7 separate regions of the Homo sapiens genome follow, and all the other regions are linked to region 7. A link is a contact called in ENCODE Hi-C data. All regions are on one chromosome and are shown on one strand. Each heading gives the region's core, a stretch centred on a gene start or an enhancer-like site at or near the end of the contact. The rest is flanking DNA. Distances are from core to core; before and after follow the strand shown. Region 1 holds the start of ZNF567-DT (ZNF567 divergent transcript). Region 2 holds the start of ZNF566 (zinc finger protein 566). Region 3 holds the start of ZNF565 (zinc finger protein 565). Region 4 holds the start of ZNF461 (zinc finger protein 461). Region 5 holds the start of ZNF529-AS1 (ZNF529 antisense RNA 1). Region 6 holds the start of ZNF260 (zinc finger protein 260). Region 7 holds the start of ZNF45 (zinc finger protein 45).

What was found. A loop is a pair of places that touch in the nucleus more often than their neighbours do. Pooled maps may share reads with other maps.
Region 1: a loop to region 7 is called in a pooled map, with 17 times the contacts of the local background. The contact joins the promoter of ZNF567-DT here to the promoter of ZNF45 in region 7. A Hi-C loop is called at or near these places in 7 of 50 pooled maps.
Region 2: a pooled map shows a loop between it and region 7 (10-fold over the local background). The contact joins the promoter of ZNF566 here to the promoter of ZNF45 in region 7. A Hi-C loop is called at or near these places in 5 of 50 pooled maps.
Region 3: a pooled map shows a loop between it and region 7 (8-fold over the local background). The contact joins the promoter of ZNF565 here to the promoter of ZNF45 in region 7. A Hi-C loop is called at or near these places in 4 of 50 pooled maps.
Region 4: a pooled map shows a loop between it and region 7 (17-fold over the local background). The contact joins the promoter of ZNF461 here to the promoter of ZNF45 in region 7. A Hi-C loop is called at or near these places in 6 of 50 pooled maps.
Region 5: a pooled map shows a loop between it and region 7 (8-fold over the local background). The contact joins the promoter of ZNF529-AS1 here to the promoter of ZNF45 in region 7. A Hi-C loop is called at or near these places in 3 of 50 pooled maps.
Region 6: a pooled map shows a loop between it and region 7 (14-fold over the local background). The contact joins the promoter of ZNF260 here to the promoter of ZNF45 in region 7. A Hi-C loop is called at or near these places in 5 of 50 pooled maps.

The regions. Positions count from the first base shown.
Region 1 is chr19:36,684,940-36,688,753 of GRCh38, reverse strand. It overlaps ZNF567-DT (ZNF567 divergent transcript), which reads left to right and starts at 1,305. Exons shown (of 4, transcript NR_110708.1): 1 at 1,305-1,486; 2 at 1,948-2,068; 3 at 2,739-2,917; 4 at 3,243-3,315. ZNF567 (zinc finger protein 567) reads right to left here and starts at 1,142. Exons shown (of 6, transcript NM_001322917.1): 1 at 1,120-1,142. RefSeq lists enhancers at 86-725, 1,286-1,335 and a silencer at 1,026-1,085.
Region 2 is chr19:36,487,838-36,492,133 of GRCh38, reverse strand. ZNF566 (zinc finger protein 566) reads left to right here and starts at 2,573. Exons shown (of 5, transcript NM_001145344.1): 1 at 2,573-2,648. ZNF566-AS1 (ZNF566 antisense RNA 1) reads right to left here and starts at 2,507. Exons shown (of 1, transcript NR_036504.1): 1 at 1,094-2,507. RefSeq lists enhancers at 1,704-2,589, 2,084-2,643, 3,204-3,283, 2,590-3,477.
Region 3 is chr19:36,213,228-36,217,404 of GRCh38, reverse strand. ZNF565 (zinc finger protein 565) reads left to right here and starts at 2,740. Exons shown (of 5, transcript NM_152477.5): 1 at 2,740-2,783. It overlaps ZNF146 (zinc finger protein 146), which reads right to left and starts at 2,299. Exons shown (of 4, transcript NM_007145.3): 1 at 2,209-2,299. RefSeq lists enhancers at 2,056-2,245, 2,356-2,785.
Region 4 is chr19:36,665,261-36,669,500 of GRCh38, reverse strand. It overlaps ZNF461 (zinc finger protein 461), which reads left to right and starts at 2,664. Exons shown (of 6, transcript NM_153257.5): 1 at 2,664-2,811. It also overlaps a transcript of ZNF567 not described here. RefSeq lists an enhancer at 2,358-2,487.
Region 5 is chr19:36,571,377-36,575,364 of GRCh38, reverse strand. It overlaps ZNF529-AS1 (ZNF529 antisense RNA 1), which reads right to left and starts at 2,016. Exons shown (of 5, transcript NR_173348.1): 1 at 1,810-2,016; 2 at 465-544. It overlaps ZNF529 (zinc finger protein 529), which reads left to right and starts at 2,073. Exons shown (of 5, transcript NM_020951.5): 1 at 2,073-2,225; 2 at 2,973-3,032. The coding sequence starts at 3,019. RefSeq lists an enhancer at 1,927-2,016.
Region 6 is chr19:36,526,987-36,530,810 of GRCh38, reverse strand. ZNF260 (zinc finger protein 260) reads left to right here and starts at 2,540. Exons shown (of 3, transcript NM_001166037.2): 1 at 2,540-2,592. RefSeq lists enhancers at 1,813-2,012, 1,824-2,532, 2,163-2,792, 2,533-3,243.
Region 7 is chr19:43,933,581-43,937,481 of GRCh38, reverse strand. It overlaps ZNF45 (zinc finger protein 45), which reads left to right and starts at 2,200. Exons shown (of 10, transcript NM_003425.4): 1 at 2,200-2,558; 2 at 2,788-3,056. It overlaps ZNF45-AS1 (ZNF45 antisense RNA 1), which reads right to left. Exons shown (of 3, transcript NR_184050.1): 3 at 1,668-3,901.

The DNA.
Region 1 (3,814 bases), core at 56-2,555, 7.2 Mb after region 7:
CTCACTGCAAGCTCCGCCTCCCGGGTTCACGCCATTCTCCTGACTCAGCCTCCCAAGTAGCTGGGACTACAGGCGCCCGCCACCACGCCCGGTTAATTTTTTGTATTTTTAGTAGAGACGGGGTTTCACCATGTTAACCAGGATGTTCTCGATCTCCTGACGTCGTGATCGGCCCGCCTCAGCCTTCCAAAGTGCTGGGATTACAGGCGTGAGCCACCGCGCCCGGCCCGCATGGGCCCAATCTTACCCTCTGAAAATTATTTTGCCTCTTCCTCTCCATTAAAAAAAAAAAATCACTACTTATTTTACTTGTCTAATTACCAGAGTCAAATTCTACAGGCATATATAAAATGCCCAATACTCATAAATCAATCTAAACAATGCATACTTTAGTCAACACTCGGTTTCTCAAGCACTCCACCTAAGTCACACAGTGTGCCACATTCACAGTCATCATAGGTCGTGTACACCAAATACTTTTAAAATTAGGCATATTCATAGCTGTATCACCCACTACATAGTCATAATCCCATAGGCCCCCACGTCGTGCACAATTTCACAGAACTTCTACAAAAAGTAACAACCTTTCACTCACAATGCCCTCACTGTCGCCTCTCCAGAGTCGGACACAGGCTCAAACACAAATCGACTCGCATCTAATTTAAATTAAAACTTAAGACACGCAGGGACCCTATCACTTTCATAAACAACCGGTTCCACAACGTCACACAGAATAACACATTCCCCTACCACAACACACAGGACAGGTACGAAAAGCCACACACACACACACGGAGCGCCTGTTGTGTGCCAGGCCGTGCTCCAGGAGCCAGGGGACGAAAATCAGACGAAATTCCTGCCACTGGGGAGCTCACCCCCCGCCTCGGGCAACCGGTTCCCTTCTTCAGGTGCTCCCGGGCCCGCGCTCTGGTTCCTGCTTCCCTCCCAGCCTTCTCTGAGGCCCGGACTCGCACTTTCCTCCAGCCAACTCCTCGTCCCAGGTTGCTCCTCTTCCCTTCTTGCTTTCCCCAGCCCAGGCTCCCGCCTCCCTCCTCAGCCTTCCTTACGGGTCACACCGTCACCCGCCTTCTCCGCGCCCGCGGGACCCACCAGCCTCACCTTCGGTTGCCGGCCGGGCGTCTGCGCATGCGCACTCCCACGCGGACGATGCCTCCCAGGTGTCTCCGCGGCGCGTTCCTGCTGTCCACCGGCTACGCGCGCCTTCTCCACATCCGGGCGTTTCCGGCCTTGGACTACATTTCCCACAGGCGCCCGGGCGGTTTTCGAACTTTGATCTCTGGTTCCCCTTCCAAATTCTCATAGTGCGTGGCTGGGATGAGGGCGGCGCTCACGGTGAGGAAGCCCCGAGCTCCCGGGACGCAGACAGGGTGTGCAGGGCCGTAGCTCGGGCCTGTGTATGCACCTGTGCGTGTGTGTTTGATGCCAGGACAAGGCGGCGGTGTGCGCGGCGAGGAGGCTGCGACAGGTGCGTGATTGTGTTCCTGTCCCTGCTCGGATGCGGGACCTTTGGGTGGCCGTGGTCGGCTGTCGGGTGTGTGACACTGTAGGGTTTGAGACCTTCCATCATGACAGTGCTGCTGTGGCCGTGTGATGGAAGAGCCTTTTAGGTCTGTGGTGTTGTGTGTGTAACGGGTAAAGCTTCATTTCTGCAGTGCTGTGTTTAATGTTGGGACTGAGGGGTCTGTCGAAGATCTCCCCAATGTGCCTGTGAGGACTATGATCCATGCCTATGTTAAGCAGAGTCATCTTGCAATGAAGCATGGCCCGCGTTGTCTTCTCAGGGCACACCTGTCCCCAGTTCTCAGCCTGGTGTTTGACACAGGGGATCCTGGCGGAGTGCCCACCTAAGCGGCAGTTTTAGACTCGATTGTTTCTTGGGCTCTGCATCTCTGAGTTCCCAGCTTCCTTTTTTCTCCCGCTTTATAGCTGTATAGACCCCAGCTGCAGTGAAATGGCCATCAAAAAGGGAAGGGATAATCGAGTGGTGGAATAAAATCTGCAAACAGAAAAAGGACAGACCTGTTTTCGGAACGAGGCTTTTCGAGTTGTAAGTGTCCCTTAAGCAGAGTTCTGGGAAGACGTCGTGGGGAGAACCTAGGAGTAGGATTCCTTCCTCAGAGGCTCTCCCTTGGGAACTCTCAGAGGTCAGGTTCCATGTGATCCACATCATTCCCAGAGCTGTCTCCGCAGGAGACTTAACGTGAATTTTGAGAAAGTCCCCAGTCCTGGATATCAGTGACCCTGGCCTTTCCCTTGAATACTAAGAAGGGTTAGCAGTACTCCCATCTCCCTTTTACTTCCATCTGAGTATGTTTATGGTAGATGATGAGAGCTCGTGTGGTGGCAATAATTTTTTCCAATTTAGCCAATCTGGGTTCCAAGAAAGGTCTGATGTCTCATGATTCCTTACCCCTTCTCCCTTGCCTTGAGGTTCTCTAAGAGCCCTGAGGAAAGGGAACCATTGCTGAGCATATCTGAAAACCAAGGTCAAGGAAGTTTTGTTGTATTTTCTATTTTTGTTCTCTTTGATTTTGTTTTTCAGCAAGGGAGTATTTTTTCTCCTCCTGAAATGCTAGTCAGTGGTTAGGTTACTATTAGGCAGGGCCTTGTGAGGTGCTTTGACCAATAGAATGTGGTGGAAGTGATATTGTGAGACTTCTGAGACAAAGCTTCAGGAAGTCTTGCAGCTTTTTCTCTTCCCCTTTTCCTGCCCTGAGACCACCATGACTGAAGGCTAAGAGCAACTTGCTTGCGCATTAAAGATCACTTGGAGAGAGAGGTCCAGTGAGCAACAACGGCCAGAAATTTCAGGGAGACCATCTTGAACCATCCAGCCTCCACCAGGCCAACAGCTGACAGCTGTCACATGAATATGATCAGCAGAAGAACCACTCAGGCAAGCCAAGCCCAAATTGCCAAGCCCCCCAAATAATAAGCTAATTGTTTTTTGTTTTAAGCCATAAACTTTTGAGGTGGTTATATAGCAATAAATAACTGAAACAGGTGTTTAACTTTCTAGACTTTTTAAATGACCATATTGATATAATTGTATTGTTCAACCTGTTTTGTAAAGTGATTTCTCTGATACAGTATCTTGAAAATATTCCTTAACTATTTTCTACAACTTTGCATTTGTCTATCTTAGTATTATATTACATGGATATGTGGTAACTTATTTAACTACTAACTTCCCTTTGCAATTCCTTTTCCTTGCTGTCTAGCTCCCATGTCTTGACCAACTTTGCATTCCCCTCCAGGACCTTATGGGCACATGGGTTCCTATCATTTCACGGGTATGTAGACTCAGGAATGTGGCATTGACTTCTGGGTGGAGTACAGATGACTGACACCCCCACCCCGATTCGGAGGAATTATTCAGGGGTGTGATATAACACCTACATACATTTATTTAACTAGCCAATTTGGTCTCCCCTTTTTTTGTTTTGAGACCGAGTCTTGCTCTGTCGCCCAGGCTGGAGTGCAGTGGCGTGATCTCGACTTACTGCAACCTCCGCCTCCCAGGTTCAAGGGATTCTCCTGCCTCAGCCTTCCGAGTAGCTGAGACTACAGGTGCCCACCACCATGTCCGGATAATTTTTGTATTTTTAGTAGACATGGGGTTTCGCCAAGTTGGCCAGGCTGGTCTCAAACTCCTGACCTCACGTGATCTGCCTGCCTCAGTCTCCCAAAGTGTTGGGATTACAGGCATGAGCCACCTCGGCCAGCCGGGTCTCCCTTTTTACATCTGTTTTCCCCTTTCCAGTTCAAATTCTGTATTCTGGGAACATCTTAC
Region 2 (4,296 bases), core at 1,324-3,823, 7.4 Mb after region 7:
ATTCTTGGGTGTTTCTTGCAGAGGGGGATTTGGCAGGGTCATAGGACGATAGTGGAGGGAATGTCAGCAGATAAACAAGTGAACAAAGGTCTCTGGTTTTCCTAGGCAGAGGACCCTGCGGCCTTCGGCAGTGTTTGTGTCCCTGGGTACTTAAGATTAGGGAGTGGTGATGACTCTTAACGAGCATGCTGCCTTCAAGCATCTGTTTAACAAAGCACATCTTGCACCGCCCTTAATCCATTTAACCCTGAGTGGACACAGCACATGTTTCAGAGAGCACAGGGTTGGGGGTAAGGTCACAGATCAACAGGATCCCAAGGCAGAAGAATTTTTCTTAGTACAGAACAAAATGAAAAGACTCCCATATCTACGTCTTTCTACACAGACACGGCAACCATCCGATTTCTCAATCTTTTCCCCACCTTTCCCGCCTTTCTATTCCACAACACCGCCATTGTCATCATGGCCCGTTCTCAATGAGCTGTTGGGTACACCTCCCAGATGGGGTCGTGGCCAGGCAGAGGGGCTCCTCACTTCCCAGTAGGGGCGGCCGGGCAGAGGCGCCCCTCACCTCCCGGACGGAGAGGCTGGCCGGGCGGGGGGCTGACCCCCCCCCACCTCCCTCCCGGACGGGGCGGCTGGCCGGGCAGAGGGGCTCCTCAATTCCCAGTAGGGGTGGCCAGGCAGAGGCGCCCCTCGCCTCCCGGACGGGGCGGCTGGCCGGGCGGGGGACTGACCCCCCCACCTCCCTCCCGAACGGGGCGGCTGGCCGGGCGGGGGGCTGACCCCCCCACCTCCCTCCCGGACGGGGCGGCTGGCCTGGCGGGGGTGACCCCCACCTCCCTCCCGGATGGGGTGGCTGCCGGGCGGAGACGCTCCTCACTTCCCAGACGGGGTGGCTGCCGGACGGAGGGGCTCCTCACTTCTCAGACGGGGCGGCTGCCGGGCGGAGGGGCTCCTCACTTCTCAGACGGGGCGGTTGCCAGGCAGAGGGTCTCACTTCTCAGACGGGGCGGCCGGGCAGAGACGCTCCTCACCTCCCAGACGGGGTCGCGGCCAGGCAGAGGCGTTCCTCACATCCCAGACGGGGCGGCGGGGCAGAGGCGCTCCCCACATCCCAGACGATGGGCGGCCTGGCAGAGACGCTCCTCACTTTCCAGACTGGGCAGCCAGGCAGAGGGGCTCCTCACATCCCAGACGATGGGCGGCCAGGCAGAGAAGCTCCTCACTTCCCAGATGGGGTGGCGGCGGGGCAGAGGCTGCAATCTCGGCTCTTTGGGGGGCCAAAGCAGGCGGCTGGGAGGAGGTTGTAGCGAGCCGAGATCACGCCACTGCACTCCAGCCTGGGCACCATTGAGCACTGAGTGAACAAGACTCCGTCTGCAATCCCGGCACCTCGGGAGGCCGAGGCTGGCGGACCACTCGCGGTTAGGAGCTGGAGACCAGCCCGGCCAACACAGCGAAACCCTGTGTTTGGTGGAGACCAAAAAAATACGAAAACCAGTCAGGCGTGGCGGCGCGCGCCTGCAATCGCAGGCACTCGGCAGGCTGAGGCAGGAGAATCAGGCAGGGAGGTTGCAGTGAGCCGAGAGGGCAGCAGTACAGTCCAGCTTTGGCTCGGCATCAGAGGGAGACCGTGGAAAGAGAGGGAGAGGGAGACCGTGGGGAGAGCATATATCCTTATTATTAAACTATGCATGACTGTGTATACAATACCTTTATAGGTCAAAAGCAGTCAAATACTGGCCATGAGATACACTTAGTCCAAGTACACAAATAATTGCAGAAGGAGAAAGTGAAACTCCTCTTACTTCCTGCCCCACTCATTTATCACAAAGCACACAGAAGTCAGAATAACACCTGCCCTTTGCAATTTCAGACTCCTCTCTTTCTGCCTCTCCAAACCTGTCCCACGTTTGGCGATTCCTTTCCCTTCGACCTCCCCCCATCAGGTCGCAGGTTCCTGGTCTACACCCCTTCTGCGTCCCCAACCACTTCTGAGTCTCACAACCTCTGGTCCCATAACCCCTCTGCACTAAGGAGCAATAAACAAAATTCACGCCCGAACAAAGAGGCCAAAACAGCAACCCAGGATGTTTGCGCCTGCGCACTCTGGGCGCACAGTACTCAGGCCGGCAGCCCAGCACCGGCTTATCTGTGAGAGCAATTAAGATGACTTTCGGAGGGTCCAACCGCCTTCCCAGCTCCGAACTACATCTCCCAGAAGGCTCAGTTGTGCGATTATCTTTCCATGCAGACTTGTCCTCTTTCTGAGGCTGTCCAGCGCCTGGGGGCAGTAGGACGGGTCCGGGAACTAAGCCCATCTCAAACACGTCGGAGTGGCTTTCTTTGGGGGCCAAGGCCCGAGCCTGAGGCGGGACTCCATGAGGCCTCTGGGGCGCGAGCGGTTTGACTAGGGGGGGCGATCCTTTCGGCGGGGCTGACGCAAGGCGCGGACAGGAATTCTGACGATCGGGAACCATCTTGTCCGGCCTTGATACGTCTCTGACTACGCTTCCCAGAGGTCTCCTCGGCAAGACTGTACTTCTCGCGGTAATTCAGCTTCCAACTCACGCGCTGGCGGGACCCTCAGGGCTTTACCAGCAACTACCCCAGTGCCGGGGAGGGTTCTGCTGCTTCGAAAGCTGGTAAGGCCTGAGGTGAGAAACCCGGGAGAGGGCGGGGCCGGGGGCCAAGCCTCGGCTTTGTGCGGCGGTGGAGGTGAGATTGAAAGCGTGCGCTTGCGTCTGTGTGGAGGTGTGTGGTGAATGATCGCGCGATTGTGACAGGCTGCCCTTGTGATGAGTGTGTTTCCAACGCTCACACCGTGTGCAGCACGGCCTCGGAGACTGTGGCTGCTGGTGTGTGTGTGAGAGGGAGCAGGACCACGTGCGGCATTGTGTGTGCGGCTGTGGGGAGCTTGTGCCTGGTTGAGTGTTACTGCGTTTGTCCCCGTAGTGGTGTGCGACTATATGCTGTGTGACTGTGTGCGGCAGAGTTCAGGTGGGGATACCTGCGAGTAACTGCATGTTTCTATCTGTGTGTGTGGCTGTGGTTAATGTGTGATCGTGACTGTGACCCGGTACAGGTGTGCGCCGACTGTGACAATGTGGTTGTGACTGTGACTGCCTCCTCGGTAAGCGTGCACTTGTGCTTATGTGACCGATAGAGGCCCTGCGTGTGCGACCCTGTTGCTTTGGGCGTGGATTGTCTGTAGCTGAATGTCCCCATGGTGGGAGTGTGATCAGGTTTGTGTGGCAGGGTAAGTCACACAGTGTGAGGTTTTATCACTTACGTATACTTCTCTAGGCATTATACTCCAGTTTTTCCCCGTTTTAAAACTTTATATGAATGTTGTCATACTGTCTTTGGTTTATTTTTACAATTCTGTGAATCATCCCTATTAGATAAAATCGCGGTTAATTCAATTTCTTTGCTATATTCTCCCTTCTGAAGTATACCACAATTATTCATCCTTTCTAGTAATGATGCCCTATTAGTTATTTATAGCTTTTCATTTTATAAACAACACAGCCACATTCTTTCACATGGGGTACACATGCTTGAGTTTATTTACCAGCAGAATTGCCGGTTCATATATCTTCCACTTTACTAAACAGTGTCAAAATATATACCCGAGTGGCTGCACAAATTTGTACTTGAACAGCAATGTTTGAAATATCTTATTGCTCCATATCCCTACCAAAGCATAGTTCCAAGAGTTAAAAAAATTTTTGTAGGCCAAGTGTGGAGGCTCATGCGTGTAATCCCAGCACTTTGCCAGGCCAAGGTGAGAGGATCACTTGAGGCCAGGAGCTGGAGACCAGCCTGGGCAACATAGTGAGACCCTAACTCTACCATAAATACATACATACATAAAAAATTAGCCGGGCATGGTGGCTGGCACCTATAAGTCCTAGCTACTCAGGAGGTTGAGATGAGAGGATCGCTTGAGCCCAGTGCTTTGCAGCTGCAGGAAGCCATGATCATACCACTGCCCTTCAGCCTGGGCAACAGAGCAGGAGGCTGTCAATAGATACATAGAGCCTATATAAAGTGTGCAAATCTTAAGTGTACAGCTGTGTAACACTCTTAGATCTATACAAAGAACTTTGCCAGGACCTGAGATGCTTCCCTCATACCACTTCTCAGTAATTTCTCCCCCACACAATCTATTCAGAATTCTATCATTAACTAGTTTTACCCATTCTTTTTTTTTTTTTTTTTTTTTTTTTTGAGACAGAGTCTTGCTCTTGTCACCCAGGCTGGAGTGCAGTGATGCAATCTTGGCTCACT
Region 3 (4,177 bases), core at 1,491-3,990, 7.7 Mb after region 7:
TTCTTCTCTCTCTCTCCTTTCTTTCTTTCTTAAGACAGGGTCGGCCAGGCACCGTGGTTCATGCCTGTAATCCTAGCACTTTGGGAAGCCGAGGCGGGCCGATCACTTGAGGTCAAGAGTTCAAGACCAGCCTGGCCAACATGGTAAAACCCTGTCTCTACTAAAAATACAAAAAAAGTAGCCGGGTGTGGTGGCAGGCAACTAATCCCAGCTACTCGGGAGGCTGAGCCAAGAGAATCGCTTGAACCTGGGGGGCAGAGGTTGCAGGGAGCAGAGATTGGGCCACTGCACTCTAGACTGGGCAAGAGAGAGAGACTCCATCTCAAAAAAAAAAAAAAAAAAAAAAAAAGACAGGGACTGGCTGTCCACCAAGCTGGAATGCTGTCGCCAGGATCTCTGCTCACTGCAGCCTTGACCTCCTAGGCTCAAGTGATCCTCCCACCTCAGCCTCCCAAGCAGCTAGGACTACGGGAGATCTCACTATGTCGCCCAAGCTGGTCTCTAACTCCTGGACTCTAGCCATCCTCCTGCCTTGGCTCACAGGTGTGAGCCACCAAGCCCGGCCTGAGGCTTTATATTTAAAATGTGTTGGGTCCCCATCTCCCCACACCTCAACGCCTTTTCTTTCTCAGTCTGTACTGGCTCTTGCAGCTTGTCTCTTTCCATAGTAAGTCTAGGATCAGTTCCCCTAGTTCCAAAAGAGAAAAGCCTGTCCATACTTTTATTAGGATCACATTATTACTATTATTGAGACGGAATCTCGCTCTTGTCCAGGCTGGAGTGCAGTGGCGAGATCTGGGCTCACTGCAACCTCCGCCTCCCAGGTTCAAGCGATTTTCCTGCCTCAGCCTCCGCGGTAGCTCAGATTACAGGCGCCCGCCACCACGCCCGGCTAATTTTTGTATTTTTTTATTTTATTTTTTTTTAGTAGAGACAGGGTTTCACCATGTTGGCCAGGCTCCTCTCGAACTCCTGATCTCAGGTAATCCACCCATCTCGGCCTCCCAAAGTGCTAGGATTACAGGCATGAGCCACCGCACCCGACCAAGATCACAGTAAATTAATACATTCACTTAAGTTTGCGCACACTTCTTAATGTCACATGGTATATTTATTTGTTCACATTTGTTATGCCCCTTAGTAGTATTTTAAAGTTCTTTCCTAATAGTTCTGAACCTTTAAGTTTCTTCCACAATACTTTATCTTTTTACTGCTATTGTAAATATTAGTTTTCTTCAACTATGTATTCTAACTGATATTTGTAAATTAGAAGGCTATTTATTTATAGATATTAACTTGGTACCCAATTACTTTATTTAACTTTTTGTAATTTAAAACTATGTCAATGACGACAGCGGGGGCGGGGTGATTTCCTTAGAAAACGCATCTTTGGAGACGTCAGTAGCATTCTCCATTACTTCACAAAATCCATACAACCTGAGAACGCCTCGACTCATTAAGGAATTAAGACACCTAGGATTTAGTCCAGACTCATAGATAAACACTGCAACAATTAAGCTTTCTTCAAAAAATGAGGATAACTGTGCCTAACCTAAAACCGTTGACTCCCTCATCCTGGGCGCCGTTATATGGGATTGCTTCTCAAAGCGTACAATGCTGTTTAGTCTAGGGCTTTGCTTAACAGCCCTATTTAAGTACCCCAAAGATGGGGATTTGAATAGTCTGAAGTAGGCACCCCGAAACTAAAGTTCCTTCGAAACACTCTCGTTTAATTAAAAAAAAAAGTCACGGTGATTTGCATGCCACTCCAATTAAAAAGAAATGCTTTTATATAAAAACTCGTTTTAAAATTATTCACCACTTAGCTTTTCCACCCCTTCAATTTTCAAGTAAAAAAGACGCTCCAGGAAGATGGCACCGTTATAATTATCAGCACTTTCGACAAGGGAAGTGCAGCTCAAACGTTATACCTCAATGCTGGTCTCCTACATCTCCCTCTTAGGCACAATCACACACAATCCCGCACCCAGTTTCACATTCACTCAACAATCCCAAACATCAGGTCAAACTTTGAGGACAAACTCGGTCACACTCGCTCAAACCCGCCTCAGAGGCCCCCATCTCCGCCCCGCACGTAGGCCAGAAGCTCTTACACCCACTCCCTGCCCTCGCGCCGCGCCCCTAAAGATCAGGAATCCTCCCCTTTAACCTCCCCGGTCCGACCGACCCGAGACGCCCAGATCCCACCTCCTACTTTCGCGCCACGTGGACCCAGGGGCCGTACTGACCCGCGGACAAAGACCAAAATGTCCACTCGGTGCGCTGCGCTTGCGCACTCGGAGAGCGAGGAAGCACTCCCAGAAGTCTCCGCGACGCGGCCCGCCTCGGTCACCGCGGCCAGGCCCAGGCTGGTACTGAATTACCTTCTATTACCAGCAACGTCGCTTCTCAGGCCTTGGACTACATTTCCCTTGAGGCTTTACTGGTCGACTCTCTGTCTCCTCCCCTCCCCCCGCGAACTTGGCCGCCTCCTTCTGTGACGATGGAGCTCTTGAGGTAAGTAGTCCTTTAGCGTCAGATGACTTCAAGCTTGCTGGAAGGTCTGGAGTGGCGACGCCCTCTCCGAAGACTCGTGGGCGCAAAAATGTCAAAACGAGCCAGGCCCCGACTCAGAGATAAGAGAACGCCATTCTGTCCGTGGCCGATCTAGCTCTGGACTACAATTCCCAGAGCCCACAGCGGCCTGACGTTACGTCGTTCTTGACGTCGTGGCGAGCTAGTTAGCTCCGCAAGGACCCGGACGCGACCAGGGGAGGCAGAAGGTGAGGGGTCTGGGAGTCCTGGGCGGGGCCGGGGCGTGTCCGGAGCCTCGAATCTGTGCGCGCAGGCGGGAGCTGGCTGCGGATGCGCCGTTCTGAATGTGTCTTTGTGGCTGTGTGGCTGGGTGTGGGTGTCTGCAACTGTGCACGTGTAACCGCCTGTCTCCAGGGTGTCTGGTGGTTTTTGTGTAACCATGTGTGATAGAGAGTATCGGGGTGCAGGGTCCTTGTGACCGGGGGTGATACTGCGTGTGTCCCCGTTGTATATGTGGCCTGTTCGCCCTGTTCCTGGGGTGTGAGTACAGTTGTGACTGTGTGACCACTGCGGGTGTGCGGTTGTGATTCATGTCTCCAAGGTGTGTGCGTGGTTTTGGTTGTGTGACACTGTGGCCGTGTGCAATTGCCTGTGCCTGTGACTGTGTGGTGACGCCGCTTGTGTATTCCTGTATCCCTTGGTGTGTGTGTTTGTGTGTATGTGTGTGGTGCTGTGTATGCGGGAGTGGGGTGCCACTGCTTGTGTGGGTTGCTTGTGTGAGTGTGACTGTGTGTATGTCCACAGTGAAAGTTCAGTTGTGACTGGGTGCCGTAAAGTACCAGTGATGGCGTGTGTCCCCTGAGTGGGTGTGTGACTGTGACTATATGAGGCATTTGTGGGTGTTGGTGTGTGGGGCTTGTGACTATACGGGAGTAACTGTATCACAGTGGAGAGTAGATTGTGTGACTGGGTGTGTCTTAGCGGGTGTGTGATTGTGACTGGAAAGATATTGTGACTGGAAAGGTATAGAGGTGTCTGTGATTGTGTCCTGTGTCTCAGGAGTGGATGTAGGGCCGGGTGTGGTGGCTCACATCAGCCCTTTGGGAGGCCGAGGTGGGAGGATCACTTGAGCCCAGGAGTTCGAGACCAGCCTGGCCTGTACAAAAAAAAAAAAAAAAAATTAATGGCTGGCACGGTGGCTCACACCTGTAATCCCAGCACTTTGGGAGGCCGAGGCGGGTGGATCACCTGAGGTCAGGAGTTCTAGACCAGCCTGGCCAACACGATAAAACCCTGTCTCTACTAAAAATACAAAAATTAGCTGGGCGTGGTGGCAGGTGCCTGTAATCCCAGCTGCTCAGGGGGCTGAGGCAGGAGAATCGCTTGAACCCAGGAGGCAGAGGTTGCAGTGAGCCGAGATCGCGCCATCGCACTCCAGCCTGGGGGACAAGAGCGAGACTTCGTCTCAAAAACAAACAAACAAAAAATTAAAAATTATCTGAGTGTGGTGGCCCACACCTGTGGTCCCAGCTACCCGGGAAGCTGAGGTGGGAGGATCTCGAGCTTGAGAGGTCAAGGCTGCAGTGAGCCGTGTTTGAACCACTGCATTCCAGTCTAGGTGACAGAGCGAGACCCTGTCTCA
Region 4 (4,240 bases), core at 1,415-3,914, 7.3 Mb after region 7:
TGAAAGGTCTGATTATTTATTTTCCCCACTGTAACGTATCCATGGGTCCCAGATACCTGCATTCTCTTATGTAGTTACTACATTCATATAACTTCGCAATCTTTCATTCGGATTTTAATTCATGTCACATTTAAACACACCAAATCTCACATGATCTCCAACTCAATCATAATCCTTTAAAACATACACATCAACCTCAAAGCCACAACAGTCTAATCACATACCCCTTCACTGTCATACAATTCATCCAGAGACTTGAGCATATTCGCAAACCACTTTCACATAGTCATCCCTCAGTGTCCCTCCAGGACCCCTCCCCACCAACATACACAGATGCTCAAGTCCCTTATATAAAATGAACACGGTATTTGCATATAATCTATGGAAATCCTCCCATATTCTTTAAACCCTCTCTAGATTACTTATAACACCTAATAACCATGTAAATACTATGTACATAGTTGTTATATTCTATTTTTTAGGGCATAATGACAAGAAAAAAAGCCTGTACAAGTTCAGTACAGATGCAAACATCAACTTCTTTTCCCAGATATTTTCAACTGAAGGTTTGTTGAATCCACAATGCAAGACCCATGGATAGGGAGGGCCAGCTGTACGTCATATATTTCACTCTACTTTCTCTCTCACTGACAGTTTCAAGTGCAAACCATCTCACATACATGAATGAGAATCAGACACAAGCAGAATCACTTGTTCTCAAACAAGCACCATTTCCTCATATTACACTTGGTGATGGAGTTACTGGTCTCTCAGCAAGGTTAAAAATCCTTACCATGGATCTGTCCCTTCTGGCAGATAACATGTGCCAGCTTCCACTCCTCTAAGTCGGCTCTGGACTCTCACACACAAACATACACAGTCACCTCACACCGCTCCTATGCATACATCTAAGGTTCAGGACGCCCTGGTCCAGAGATCTGTCATTCATCCATCTCAGACCTTCCTGGTCGCAACCAGCTTCTTCCCTTCTCAGGGGCCGCCACAGTCACACTAGTCCTCTAATCATGGGTGGACCCAGCGCAAAAAGCCTCACACAGAATGTCACAAGATCCCTGTGCACGTGGCTGCGCTCCTGCAAACGTGGCAATCACACGGGTCCAGGTGGCCTCTCACATTTAAGCCACATCACGTATCACCCCCACAGGGGCCACTGCGGGAGTGGCGGCGCTCGCCGCATGAGCCCCACGCGGGCATATAGAACAGCCATTCTCAAAAAGCCTCAAAACCGTTTCACCACCCAGCGCGGTGGCTCACACCTGTCATCCAATACTTTGGCCACTGAGACGGGAGGATCGCTTGAGCCCAGGAGTTCGAGACCACCAGCCTGGGCAACATAGCGAGACCCTGTCTTTACCAAAAAAATAAAAATAAAATAAATCGTTTTGGCCTGACCCGGTGGCTCACGCCTGCTATCCCAGCACTTTGGGAGGTGGATGCGGGAGGAGCTGAGGAGGTGGAGACTGCAGTGAGCTAGGATCGCGCCACCGCAGTCAGCCTGGGCAACAGGGCATGAAGACCCTGTCTCAAAAAGAGGCCGGGCGCGGTGGCTCACGCCTGTAATCCAGCACTTTGGGAGGCCGAGGCGGGCGAATCACGAGGTCAGGAGATCGAGACCATCCTGGCTAACACGATGAAACCCCGTCTCTACTAAAAATACAAAAAATTAGCCGGGCGAGGTGGCGGGCGCCTGTAGTCCCAGCTACTCGGGAGGCTGAGGCAGGAGAATGGCGTGAACCCGGGAGGCGGAGCTTGCAGTGAGCCGAGATTGCGCCACTGCACTCCAGCCTGGGCGACAGCGAGACTCCGTCTCAAAAAAAAAAAAAGAAAAAAAAAAAGTTGAGTGAAATATATGACGTACAGTTTTTTGTTGTTGTTGTTGTTTGTTTTTTCTTGCCCGGGCAACAGGGCAAGAAGACTCTGTCTCTAAATAAATAAATAAATGGAGTCAAATATATGACATACAGTTTTGTTTGTTTGTTTGAGAAGGAGTTGCTCTGTCGCCCAGGCTGGAGTGCAATGGCGCGACCTCGGCTCACCGCAACCTCTGCCTCCCGGGTTCAAGCGATTCTCCTGCCTCAGCCTCCCGAGTAGCTGGGATTACAGGCATGCGCCATCACGCCCGGCTAATTTTGTATTTTTAGTAGAGACGGGGTTTCTCCATGTTGGTCAGGCTGGTCTCGGTGATCCGCCCGCCTTGGCGTGAGCCACCGCGCCCGGCCAAAAAAAAAATTTTTTTTTAAATCGTTTCACATACAAATCTCACGCGCTACACCCTCACCGTCAGTTCATATCCACCTTCTCCTCCGGAGTCACCTTCGGACACGCGCACAACAAAACACCTTTCTCACCACAACTCCACAAAGGGAAGCCGGGTTAGTCCGCGCCCGCCGAAAATTATCTTCAGCCACAGCCCGCGGAGGCCGCCTTGAGGGGTTCGGGGCAGCCACTGTGCCTATTCCGAAATCCGTCCTCAGCGGAACCCGAAGTCCAGAATCCGAAAACGAACATTAACAGGTTGGCGTCACTCCAGCCTCGGGTGAAACTGCGCAAGTGCATCCCGGAGCCCGGCGGAACACACCCGCTCCACCCCAGGCGCTCTCCCCTCGGACTGCATTTCCCAGAGGACACTGCTGTCCACAGCTACTTCCGGTAGGAGCCTCGCAGGAATGGTCTCCGGGTAGAGGCAGGTAAGGATGTCCCGGGCCGGTGGAGAAGGAAGAGCTGGGCGTGTGGCTTCGCTTGGAATCCGAATCAGAGCTTGGACCAGAGCCTTCCCTGAGAATGCTGAAGGTAAGAAATCCTGGCTCACCAGTGCCGCGGAAGGGAATGTCTATAGTTTTAGGCCTCTGAGTGCGGGATCAGCCCTTAGGTGGGTGTGTTTTGAATGCGTGAGGAAGTAGGGTTTCTCTTTGGGCTGTGTGTTACTGTTGGGACAGCGACCTGGTGCGTGGGTGTGCTTTAGTGACAGTGTGATTGTGTGCCTGATCATTTGTGTAAATGGGGTTTGTAGGTGACTGTGACCATGATTGTGAATGGCTATTTGTGTAAATCTCATTTATTTACGTGAAAGAAAAAGCACATTTACAGGCCGGGAGCGGTGGCTCACCCCTGTAATCCCAGCATTTTGGGAGCCCGAAGCGGGTGGATGCCCTGATGTCGGGAGTTCGATACCAGCCTGGCCAACGTGGAGAAACCCCACCTCTACTAAAAATACAAAATTAGCCGGGTATGGTGGTGCATGTCTGTAATTCCAGCTCCTTGGGAGGCTGAGGCAGGAGAATCGCTTGAACCCGGGAGGCGGAGGTTGCTGTGAGCCGAGATCGCGCCATTGCACTCCAACCTGGGCAACAAGAGTGAAACGAAACTGTCTCAAAAAAAAAAAAACAAAAAAACATTCACGTTATCCTCAGGCTCACACGATCAGGCAGAGAGCTTCCACTCCTCTCAGTCAACTCTGGTCTCTCACACACAGACACACGCACATTCACCTCACCCCGCTCCTGTGCACACATCTAAGGCTCAGGACGCCCCACTCCAGAGATCTGTCATTCATCCATCTCTCATCCTTTCCTGACTACTTGAGGAGTTAGCTGTAGATTTACACACACAACACAAGCGAAAATCACATTGCTACCCCGCATTTATCATTACAGCCTCAGAAAAACACCACATATGTAGTATGCTTATGTACCTATGTGTTTGATTTTTTTTTTCTGAGATTTGGCCACAATACACATTGTTCTGCAACTTCCTTTTTTTTTTTTTTTTTTTGAGACGAAGTTTCTCTCTTTCACCGTGGCTGGAGTGCGGTGGCGCGATCTCGGCTCACTGCAACCTCCGCCTTCGGGTTTTAAGCAGTTCTCCTGCCTCAGCCTCACGAGTAGCTGGGATTACAGGCATCCGCCACCACACCCAGCTAATTTTTGTATTTTTAGTAGAGACGGGATTTCACCATGTTGGCCAGGCTGGTCTTGAGCCCCTGACCTCGTGATCCGCCCGCATCTGCCTCCCAAAGTGTTGGGATTACAGGCGTGAGCCACCGCGCCCGGCCTCTGCAACTTCTTACTAAAAGATATTTATGTCCTTTTGTCTGTATTCAAAGACAAACTTAAGAATATTTTTCAGGATGTTTCCAGGTATGATTCTTCTTTAATTCTTACAGCACTGTACTTCAAACTAAAGACTCAAGAATTTATTTTGGTCTGCAAATTTTTGTTCT
Region 5 (3,988 bases), core at 767-3,266, 7.4 Mb after region 7:
GATTTAGTTTGTATGATGTTTCCAGGTAATGCAACCCTGTCATCTAGAAATTATAATTTTACCTCCTAGTTTCCAATGCTTGTGATATTTTAGTTATTAGAAACTGTCATAATTCTGCAAGCAAAATGAAATACACCAGACACACAGAGTTCTTCAGTCATTAACATCACTTACATAGTGATCCATTTTCAGTTATCATGGAATGTACACACAAAACCATGATAAATAACAATTAGCACAGACACATTCAGTTTCCTGTGATCTTACCTACTCCACAAAGCCACAATCCTATGGATCCTACATGACATTCACAACCCTGTTGAGCCCATCTTATAATTCCATACAAACATAGCAAAGCAAACTCAGAAACTACTTACTCCAGTTACACAATCTCACACACACAAATCACAACTAATCATTCTAAAAGGCTTATCAGCTTCTTGGAAAGTTAAATGTAAACTTACCAATTACCCAGCAACTTTTCTTCTAAATATTTGCCCAGGAGAAATGGAAACGTGCCAGCTTTATTCGTAATGTATAAAACCTGTAAATATGCCAAATGTTCAACAACAGAAAAATGACTACACAAATTGTGGTATATTTGCACAATGGAGTGCTGTTCAGAAAAAGAAAAATGAACTACACATGAAATCTCACACACATTAGGGTAAACTAAAGGAGAAATATGGAATTCCGGAACTGACAGTTACAGTGACACAAATCAGAACTATGGCTGTCTCTGCTTTGAAACTGACTGGAAAGGACACCAGCAAACTCCGGTGGTGCTGGTGTTGTAAACCAAAAATAAAATCCTAAGCACACCCAGACCATCTTGAATGGACCCCTCCTCTTGGCCAGGGCATTCCTAACCTGAAAAACTAGTAAAGCCATGATGGAAAGGCGGGGGTGGGCGGGTCGGACATGCTTCATTATACCCTCCTCCATTTTGGAATTACTGATAGAAAAGACCCCAAGTCTGAAAAGAAACATTTACAATCTATTCTCTGTGAAGCGTGCTACCTGGAGACATTCCTAAGTCTTACGTCAATAACTCTTTCAACCCATTGCCAATCAAATAATCTTTGAATCTACCTATGACCTGGAAGGCCAGCCACCTTCCAGCTGTCCCGCCTTTCCGGAGGGAATCAATGTACATTTTACATGTATTTGATTGGTGTCTCATGTTTCCCTAAAAGGTATAAAACCACATATATCCCGTCCACCCTGGGCACAGGTTCTCAAGATCTCCTGAGGGCTGGGCCACCGGCCATTGGTCACTCATATTTAGCTCAGAATAAGTCTCTTCAAATACTTTAGAGTCTGAGTCTTTTCGTCAACAGTGTAAAACACGCCCTAAGGCAGACACACACACACTGAACCGCCGCTACCTGCCAGATTCCATCTGGGGCCTTTCTCATGGTGCAAAACGGACAAAAACTCCAAGTCACCCTCAGGTTTACGACCACGGGTCACATCCTGAGGCCCCCACACTTAGAAGCCAGAGTGGAGCAAAACCTCGCCCGACTCAGGCTCCGAGTTCTCCCCTCGACCCTCCCCAGCCTAAAGGCTGTACCCGCTTCAGGCCTTCCCAGCCCGGCCCTCCAGTTCCTTCTTCGGCCTCCCTCAGCCTGGGGTCCGGGTTTCCTCCTCGGCTGAGCAGCCGGGTCCGCGACTCCCTTCACCCTCCCCGGCCCGGGCTTCCGGTTCTTTCCAGAGGTGAGGCAGGGGCCACCTAGAATTCCGCGGCCCCCCACCTCCCCCAAGACCACCCTCGCCCCAGCTTCCTGTTCCCCATTCTGTCCTCCCAACCTGGGTTCCCGATTACTGCCTCGACTTCACCTTGCCGTCAGGGACCACCAGCCGCCTCTTCCGCGCCTAGGGGACGCGCAGCGGCAGCCTCTGCTGATGGCAAGGGTCTGCGCACCCGGAAACTCCAGGGTCTGGGGCGTGGTGCGGCCCCTGCGGCCAGCGGGCTCCGCTTGAGCTTCAGGGCTCTTTCGTTGTTGGACTACGTTTCCCACAGGCCTCAGGGCCGCGGATGAACTTCGACCTTTGCTTCCTTTTCCGGTGTTGTGGTTATTGAGTTAAGCCTGGCGAGTCGAGGTGACCCGGGCCGGGCTGCGGGAGGAGCTCGCGGTGAGGTGGCCCCGCGCTGCCGGGCGAGGTCGGTCCACGTGGAGCCGGGAGCCTGAGGCCTCTGTACGCGGGAGCTGCGGACGATGGTGGTTAGTGCTATTGTTTACGACGTCATTGTGGTGTGTGTGTGTGAGAGACGGAGACCCTAGTGTGTGCCGTGGGTGCTGTTTGATCGGACTCAGGACGGTGAGTAGGGGCGGGGTCTATCGTGTGACCCTGGTCTACGGTGACGTGATCGTGTGACAGCACTGTTGTGACCAACTATAAGTGTGAACGGGGTAGAAGTGTTTTTTTGTTTTTTTTTGTTTGTTTGTTTGTTCGTTTTTTTCCGTGAGCCTGTAGGAGTTTGTTTTGGGTAAAGCGTCATTTTTCCGACTCTGTGATGTCTGTGATGGAATCTCTTCGTGAGGTCTTATACACACACACACACGCATATAGATAGATTACATAGATGATATATAGAAGATAGATAAATGATAGATAATAGATAGATAGATAGATAGATAGATAAGATAGATAAATGAAGTTTCCTGGGAAGACGTGAAGGGGAGGGCATAGGTGTAGTATTCATTCCTGGGATAACTCCCCTTGCATGAGTTTGGAGGCCATTTATACATTAAAGAACTACAGTATTTCCTGAGCTGTGTTCCCTAGAAACTGCTAGGCATTGGTCGTACCTTTTTCTCGGATGTGGGGAGGAGTCGACAGTATTCTAGTTTCCCTCTTCGATCTGGGTGTGTTTGTTGTGTGTGATGGGCTTTTCTGGTGGTGAACACTGTGTTCTTATTTAACCAGTCCAGGATGTCATGAGTCCTTTCTCCCTCTTGGTTATGTAGTTCTGCAAGTGAAGGCCCCCTGAAGTGGAAGACAGCATTGGTACTAATGGCCAACTCAAGGTTAGTTTTTTTTTTTGTTCATTTACCTGGTCCCTTGGTTTTCTCTTCCCAATTAACAACAGGACCGTAGAGATGGGTCCCCTTGTCCTCCATTGCCTTTCCAAATGCCCATTTCCCTTTCATTGAATATTCACATATGCATTAGGTAAATCATTCAATTCTCCCATGTGCTTCTTTTTTTCCAAAGGATTTTTATGGTATAGAAATACAACTCCTGGAGGAGAAGTTAAAACTTTTTTTTAGAATGTAATTTGTTAAGGAGGAGACGAGTGATTAAGTAGAATGGCACACTAGATACCTTTGATCTTATTTACAGACTTGATTTGCAAACAAAGCAAGATAGGAGATGGTAGGTATTAATCAGTAAGTGACAAAGTTGGCTTTGGAGACATTTAGGAGTGGGAATATGATAGGAGTTTTATGCAGAGAGGCTATGTCAACAAGGGCAGGGAGTTTTTCCAGAACATTCATGAGGGGATTTAAGTGGTGACAACCAAATCTTCTTTGAGATTTGGCAGTGTGACATTGGTGTAGATTGTGAGAGGCAGCCTGATACAGTGGTGTCTGAGTCTAAAGCAGCACAGTCTAATGCAAATATAATATAAAGCCACTTAGGTAATTTAAAAATTTCCATTAGACACTTTTTTTTTTTTTTTTGAGACAGAGTTTCACTGTTATTGCCCAGGCTGGAGCGCAATGGTGCGATCTCAGTTCACTGCAACCTCTGCCTCCCAGGTTCAAGTGAGTCTCCTGCCTCAGCCTCCCAAGTAGCTGGGATTACAGGCGCCCGCCACCATGCCCGGCTAATTTTTGAATTTTTAGTAGAGAAGGGGTTTCATCATGTTGGCTGGGCTGGTATCGAACTCCTGACCTCAGGTGATCCACCCACCTCATCCTCCCAAAGTGCTGGGATTACAGGCGTGAGCCACTGCGCCCGGCTTTAAACACATTTTAAA
Region 6 (3,824 bases), core at 1,291-3,790, 7.4 Mb after region 7:
CACAATATCCACATTCCAGACAGAAAGGGGAAAAAGAATGTATGCACACTGAGCCTGCCCCACCCCATCCCCATACCTTTAAAGAACTGCCTGAGTGGCCAGGTGCAGTAGCTCATGCCTGTAATCCCAGCACTTTGGGAGGCCTAGGCAGGCAGATCACCTGAGGTCAGGAGTTCGAGACCAGCCTGGCCAACATGGTGGAAACCTCATCTCTACTAAAAACACAAAAATTAGCCGGGCATGGTGGCAGTCGCCTGTAATCCCAGCTACTCAGGAGCCTGAGGCAGGAGAACCGCTTGAACCCGGGAGGTGAAGGTTGCAGTGAGCTGAGATCACGCTACTGCACTCCAACTTGGGTGACTGAGTGAAGACTCCATTTCAAAAAAAAAAAAACTGTCTGAGAAGCCCAATCTAAGAACTTTAACTTACATCAACAGGAGAAGCTAGAACACGTAGAGTTTGGGTTTTTTGTTTGTTTTCTGTTTGTTTTTCTTTAAGCAGAGCAAACAAGATCAGGACTTTTATAGCAATAAAGAAGGGAATGGATATTGGGTTAGCCACATATGTGGCAAAACAATTAACAGTATCTACAATTTAATATATTCTCAAATAGCTTTCAATTATGTAGGAAGTTAAAATATCACTTAAAACATGAGATACATTTCAATATGTGCATATACAAATATGTGTATGTATATTTATGTATATGCATATATATCTACATATGTATATAGGTAAAACCAAACTAAGCATACATGATAAACTGAACCATTTGCTATATTAATAAGACAAAATTAGGAAGATTTTTCCAAAGAGTAACAGAAGATTCCAGGTTACTTGATAAGTCCTTTTAGGCATTTGCTAAGAAAAAAAAAATCAGCCGGGCGCAGTGGCTCATGCCTGTAATCCCAGCACTTTGGGAGGCCGAGGTGGACGGTTCACAAGGTTAGGAGTTCAAGACAAGCCAGGCCAACATAGTGAAGCCCCGTCTCTACTAAAAATACAACAACAAAAAAATTACCCGGGCGTGGTGGCCGGCACCTGTAATCCTAGCTACTCGGTAGGCTGAGGAAGGAGAATCGCTTGAACCTGGGAGGCGGAGGTTGCAGTGAGCCGAGATCGCGCCACTGCACACCAGCCCGGGCGACAGTGCGAGACTCCATCTCAAAAAAAAAAAAAATCAGGTCCTGGAAAAATAAAGCATTTCAGGAACAAAGAGAAAACTTCAAGGCACCTTAAACATGGCTTTTAGATATCACAACCGTTATTTCCTCTCCTCTGGGGAACCTCTCTTGGAGGACAGAAATGAGAAGGGAGACAATACACCTCCCCTAGGGCCCAAATGACAAGGCCAGAGCTTACTCTGCGTTCCCCTCCCCCGCCATGGGAGGGCTATCAGAGGAAACTGGGGCTTCCAACTCAAAACTCAGTGTCATAGAAAAATCCCCTTTACTATCACGGGGCCGAGCTGTCTTCTGCTCTCACATATGACTATGTGTGACATTTGGTCAAAGACACACAAACACAGTCTCAACTCCACGCACACCCAATGCTTCACAGTCACACACCCACCACTGTACACAAAGTCACAAGCACCCACCCTCCATACTCCCACACAAGGACACAGAGTCACAACTACATAAGTACAAAGCTCCCTATATCTGCACACAAACGAACATATGGTCACAGAGTTACAATCACACACCCACCGCGGGCACACAGTCACAGCTAACCCACACCCTCACACAGCGTTACACAGTCACACAATAACAGTCCTAACACAGGGACTCACGGGACACCCGCAGAGTCCTCCCCACATCCGTACACAAGGTGTCACACACAATCACAATCACACACACACTGTGCTAGGACATACATTCACAAAAACACAATTTCACAACCGCCCTTCTCGGCGCGTTCCGCCTGAACAGACTTAATACTCAGTCTCAACCTCCGCACCGGATTCCAGACGCTTCACCTCCAACCTCCTCCTGATCCTGTAGTCTCCGAGCCGACCCGCTCAGAGGCCAGCACCTGGGTCGCGTGCAGCTCTCCCCCGAGCCGCGGGAGTCGCGAGGGGAGGGGCCGAGGGCGCGGCGCCTTCTGGGAAATGTAGTTCAGCGCCACGCCCGCGATGAGCAAGATGGCGCCCGGCTTGAGCCCAGCCAAAGGGATTACCCTCATTCCCGAACCGTGTCTGAGAGTCTCCTGGGGTTCCTGGCTTAGTATCGCACCGTGGCTGTTACATAAAGTCAGCACAGCGTGTTTAAGCTGATGTTACACCACTACCCAATCCCAGGGATAGAGTAAACTAAGACTAAGGCCTTACACCCCTGCCCCGGCCAGGGAGACAGTCCCACAAGCTCTGGCGGAGGAAAAGTTCGCGCGAAAAGCTGACTCAAACCGCTGAACCTTCTGGGAAATGTAGTCTACCCTCAAAAGAGTGGCACGGAGGACGGGCCAAGATCTCTCGATTCCGTCCGGTTCTGAGTCGGGGCCTGGCCCAGCCCAGGAGACCTCTGGGAGCGCTGCCCGCGGAAGGAGTGCGCAGGCGCGGAATCTCCGACTTGCCATGGTCGTCTTTGTCTGCCGGTGAGTTGGGTTTCGGCCCTGTGGGACTTGGGTTTCTGGACACTGAAACGGGCCAGGGACGCTGGAGGGGAGGATTTGCAGTGCCTGCGACGGGGCTGGGAGTATGGAGGGGAGGAATCGCCTTCTATGATGTGCGGTGATCCGAGCTTGTGTGGCTGGGGGCAGGGGTACAGTTCGGGTGGGTTCGCGGGTGGGTGACCGAGAGTGTGAGGGGGTGTTGAGGGTGCAGAGTTAGTGAGAAACTGGTTCCAAGTTTGTGAGGATGGACGGATGGCTTTGTGAGGTAGTAACCTCTAAGCCTCACTTTTCTCATTTCTAAAATAATAAAGATGCGTTTTCTGGAAAATAGGAAACGGAAAAGGCTAAGGAATTGAGCGGATAAGTAATTTTAAAGGTGATTTTTTATATAAAAGCAGACCTATTGTGGAGTAGAAAACAAAATCAGCATTACCTTTCCATTATTTTTTTAAAGAGGCAAGATTTCGGAAAAACTTGTTACTGGGTGCCTGTACACCCAGTAGGCATTGACTTTTCTTAATACTTTGGAGAAACTTTGGTGCAGTTGCTTGGAGAAACCCTGAACTAAGGAATATCTTTAAGAGGTAGTTTCCAATAGCGCAGACGGCACAGAATTTGGAAGCTACTTGTCCTGCCTTTAGCGCAGAGGTCAAGAAACTCCCTAGTTCGTCAGTGAGGGCAGCAATCTCACTCCTAATTTAATCAGGGTTTCCCCAGCCTTTTGTAAATATAGGGGAAATTCTTTTCTTGTGTATACAAAGATAGAAGTATCCTATCTTCAAGTATCTTGTCACACTTATTCTTAACATATCAACATATTCAAGTATCTTGTCACACTTATTCTTAACATATTTTTCAATAAAATAAAAAAGTAACAGGGTTAATAGTTTTGAAATATACAGAAAAAGTAAAAGATACAAAGAAGACAGGACTTAGTTTCTGCTTTTCCCCTAACTATTGGTGTTTCTAAGTTTCTGGCCTTGATCATCTAAGTACTCCTATCAGCAACAACATTACACTGCCATCCATGGCTTCATCTAATACAGATGACTAATAAATGTCTGTTTCTGCTGGAGGCTTGTCCTGAGCTCCTAATCCATATTATCTAATTGCCCAATGTGCAGTCCACCTGGAAGTTACAGGGAACTTCAAGCTCTTTATGTCTAAAGGGCTCCTTCTTCCTGCAGTCTGCCTCCATCTATTTCCCCTCTGTA
Region 7 (3,901 bases), core at 951-3,450:
CCCAGTATTTTGGGAGGCCGAGGCAGGCAGGTCACCTGAGGTTGGGAGTTCGAGACCAGCCTGACCAACATGGAGAAACCCTGGCTCTGTTAAAAATACAAAATTAGCCGGGCATTGTGGTGCATGCCTGTAATCCCAGCTACTTGGGAGGCTGAAGCAGGAGAATCGCTTGAACCCAGGACGCGGGGGTTGTGGTGAGCTAAGATTGCACAATTGCACTCCAGCCTGGATGACAAGAGCAAAACTCTTAAAAAAAAAAAAAAGTGTCAGACTCTTAGTTGATTCTCTCCTGGATCAGAAAAAATGGCCTGGAAAAAGGAAAGGAGATTCTCTACAGAATGTAGATTTTTCTCCACAAAGGACAACTTTGCAGGGCTATTTCATGATAGGGCAATGAAACATATTTGGGGTTGAAGTATTTTGATTTCCTTTCTTATCCGTCATGAGGTGTTATGACAGGTTGGAAAGTAAGTCACATTATATAGGGTTAAATTAAAACCCCTCTCATGAGACTTTATGGTTTGGAGGGCTTGACTCCCCAGACCCTTAGATAGGAATTTGAGTAAGAAAAGAAAAAACGGCAGAGTTCAGTCTTCACCCTGGTCTCCCATTTAGCCAGCTCTACGTGTATTAAACTCTTTCTCTATTGCAATTCCTGTCTTGATAAATTGGCTCTCTCTGGGCAGTGGGCAAGATGAGTCCATTGGGTGATTACATTTCTCTCTTCCTCTTACTAAAGTAGAGAGAGTACTTATCCAGATTTTGAAATGGCATTGATGCAGGGCAGTTTCTTGGCTTTGCTCAGGAAAGAATTCAACAGCAAGCCAGCAGCGGAAGAAAGCAGGTTTATCGAATCAACAGTGTTAAAAGCTCAGTGACTGTTCCTTGCAGACCAAGACTAGCCCACAGGCAGTGTGCCCAGAGTAGCAGCATATGGGCTGTTGGCTGGGTATATTTATACCAACTTTTCATTACATGCAAATTAAGGGGTGAGTTACTCGGAAATCTCTAGAAAAGGGGTTGGTAACTTCCAGGTGTTGCCATGGCATTTATAAACCGTCACGGCGCTGGTGGGAGTGTCTTATACTGATAGGTAGCAAAGGGAACTTACAGGTTGCTTTCCATCACTTGCTGGTTTCAGCAGGTTTCTTATCTGATCTTGGAATCACGCCCTGCTGGTCTCCTGCCTCAGCCTAAATTGAACATTGTTCAGATGTTTACAGCTACTCCTATGTAGTCAACTTCCATTTTTTCTTCTTTACCCTTTCATAATAAACTTGGAAAAATATTTAGTTTCTACCTAGGAGAAAAGTGAATAGTATAGCTTTCTGTATTTTTTGCACTTCATGTCTTAATCCCTCACTTCACCTCCCTCTCCTTACTGAATATTCATAGACACTTTGGCAAATCATAAGACACCTTTACAGATTCCTGATTCTGAGAGCAAGAAGTGATGTGATTCCTTAATCTGAACTGAATGTTTTCAAGATTTTATATAGGATAGAGCCTATTCAATACTATAATACTTTCTTCAGTATCCTGCGAATGAAAGAAAACTAAGCGCAAGAAAAGTGGAGAATTTTGCTGCTTTTGTTTCATGTCCTGCTGGATGATTGCATCTCCTTTTTTGAGCATTTTTAATCACAGATGAATCCATACCCATATTATAAAAGGCTTGTTGCTCTGGGCGGCTCTGGCCACCTCTTTTATTACCTCTGTTTTTAGCTCACACATAGCATTCCTTTGTATTTTCCTTTTTTTTTTTCATATTCGCAACTTCTGTCACGTATAAAAGGGAACAATGGCAAAAGGAAAAAGCAGGCTGAGCTCTACAAGCAATGACTTAGACTCCCCCCGCTAATTCAAAAGGAAAATTGCAGGCTGGCGGGAAGCTCAGCCCTACAGAGGATTCTGGGACGTGTGGTCCAGACTTTTGGGGGCACTTCAGCTCTGGGAAAGCGCGGCTTTGTTATTTGCTCCCCTGGGGAAATAGGAACCTATACCCCAGTGCTCAGTGGGTTCGGTGGTACTTCGACTATTTGAGGACGAGAACACGAAGCCCGCTCCCCTTGGGGATTCTGAGAAATAAGATTCGGCCGTGGGAGTCGAAGCCCGCACTTCCGCCCAGGGGGCGGGGCAGCGGCTTCCGTTCCTCCCGGGGATGCTGGGAAATGTAGTTCCAGAGCTCCCTGCTCTCCCGGGCACTTCCGCGGCAAGAGGTTGAGAGCGCGGCCTTCATTCCTCTCGTGGAAGTGAGTGAGTCCTGGGACCCCGCGACCTGTTTTAACTTTTATGGTTTGGTCGTAGGATCAGCAGGGCTCGCACTTCGGTCAGCAGGAAAAGACGCTGCGGCGAGCAGCGGAGGGCGGAGTTGAATGGCTGGGCAGCTGATTGCCTTACTGTATCCGGAGCTGCTGCGTTCGGGGCGGTTCGGGAGTCCCCTGGTTGGAAGTGGACCTGAATGGGGAGGCGTCTGAGGATCTCCTGGGCTCTCAGCGGCCCGACCCGCCTTCCCCCACCTCCCACAGCTCTGTAGCTTCCTAGCGGTGTAACGTTGGGTGAGAACTTAATCTTTCGGTGCTTAGTTTCTGGTCTTAGTTTCCTCTTCTGCAAAAGGAAATATTAACCTTATATATTTGTTTTGACAATTAGTAATATAGTACAAGTAAAATGTGTATGGAATAGTACAGGAATGTGGCAACATGTCGGCCGTTAATATTAAAACTATCATAATAAAAAATATTCATTTTTCAGCAAGCGCCTGGCTCTTCTTTCTGATTCCTGCAGGAAAGGAGGCTGTTCTTGGACTATGCCTGACCCGTTTTTTAAGAAAGAGTGCATCACTCAACAGGTGGCGTCTGGAGTTATCCTCTGTGGATTTTCCAGGATCTCAGACAAGATCGTGCAATCTCCCAGCCTCCTTTCCTTCCCCTGCCCTGACTTCTGAAAGAATGCTGCGGGAGAGGAGGAAGGAGAGCATCCTGGCTTCTGGCAGCAGAGCCCCACTGTGACAGGACCTAGCATTCACCTTCCTCTTCTGTTCCGAGTGCGAGAAGGTATTTCATTCCTTGCAAATGTTTCTGCTACAGAAGTGTTCCGTTATTGTATAATTGGAGAAAATGTGACATGAATATTAGTCACACTAGTTAAACATTGGGTGCTGAGTATCACTCTGAGGGCTTTATAAAAACTAACACACTGAACCTTCACAAAGGCCTTGTGTTGTGGGTTCTGTTCACCTTACAAAGGTGATGTGGGTATTGTGATATGGGTACTGTTATTACACCAATTATACAGATGAGGAAATGGAGAGAGCCTAATTTACTTTCCTATATCACAGTGCTAGTAAGAACAGTGGGATTTGTGTCCTAGACTTGGGTTCCTTACATCTGAATACCCTTGGTCTCACAGTTTGAAATCCCAATTTAGAATTAGGAAATAAAATAGATAAATGATCCATATAAATAATCATAGGAAACTGGCTGCAGAGGAGCCATTTGAGATCAAGTTGGGGAGGGAGGTTGGAATTTTACTGTAGAAGATTTTGAAAGCAAGGTTGAGTTTAGACTTTAGAAAATTTTGAAAGAATTCTCATTTAATTTTAAGCAATATTAGTAGTTCATATTTTGATCATAGAGATGCACGTTCTCTGTACAGGATGTAGAAAATACAGAAATATAAAATATTACAAATTTCCTTAATACTAGGATATAGATAATTATTAACATTTTAATGCATTTCTGTTTAGCAGTTTTTAATGTGTTTTTGTCTGTGTTTTATGAAATTGTTATCACACTATTCATAGTGGGTTGTTATTCCCTTATTTTTTACTATGGAAATATCCAAACATACCCAAATATAATGAACTCTTATGTACAGTCACCCTGCTTCCATTCTTGCT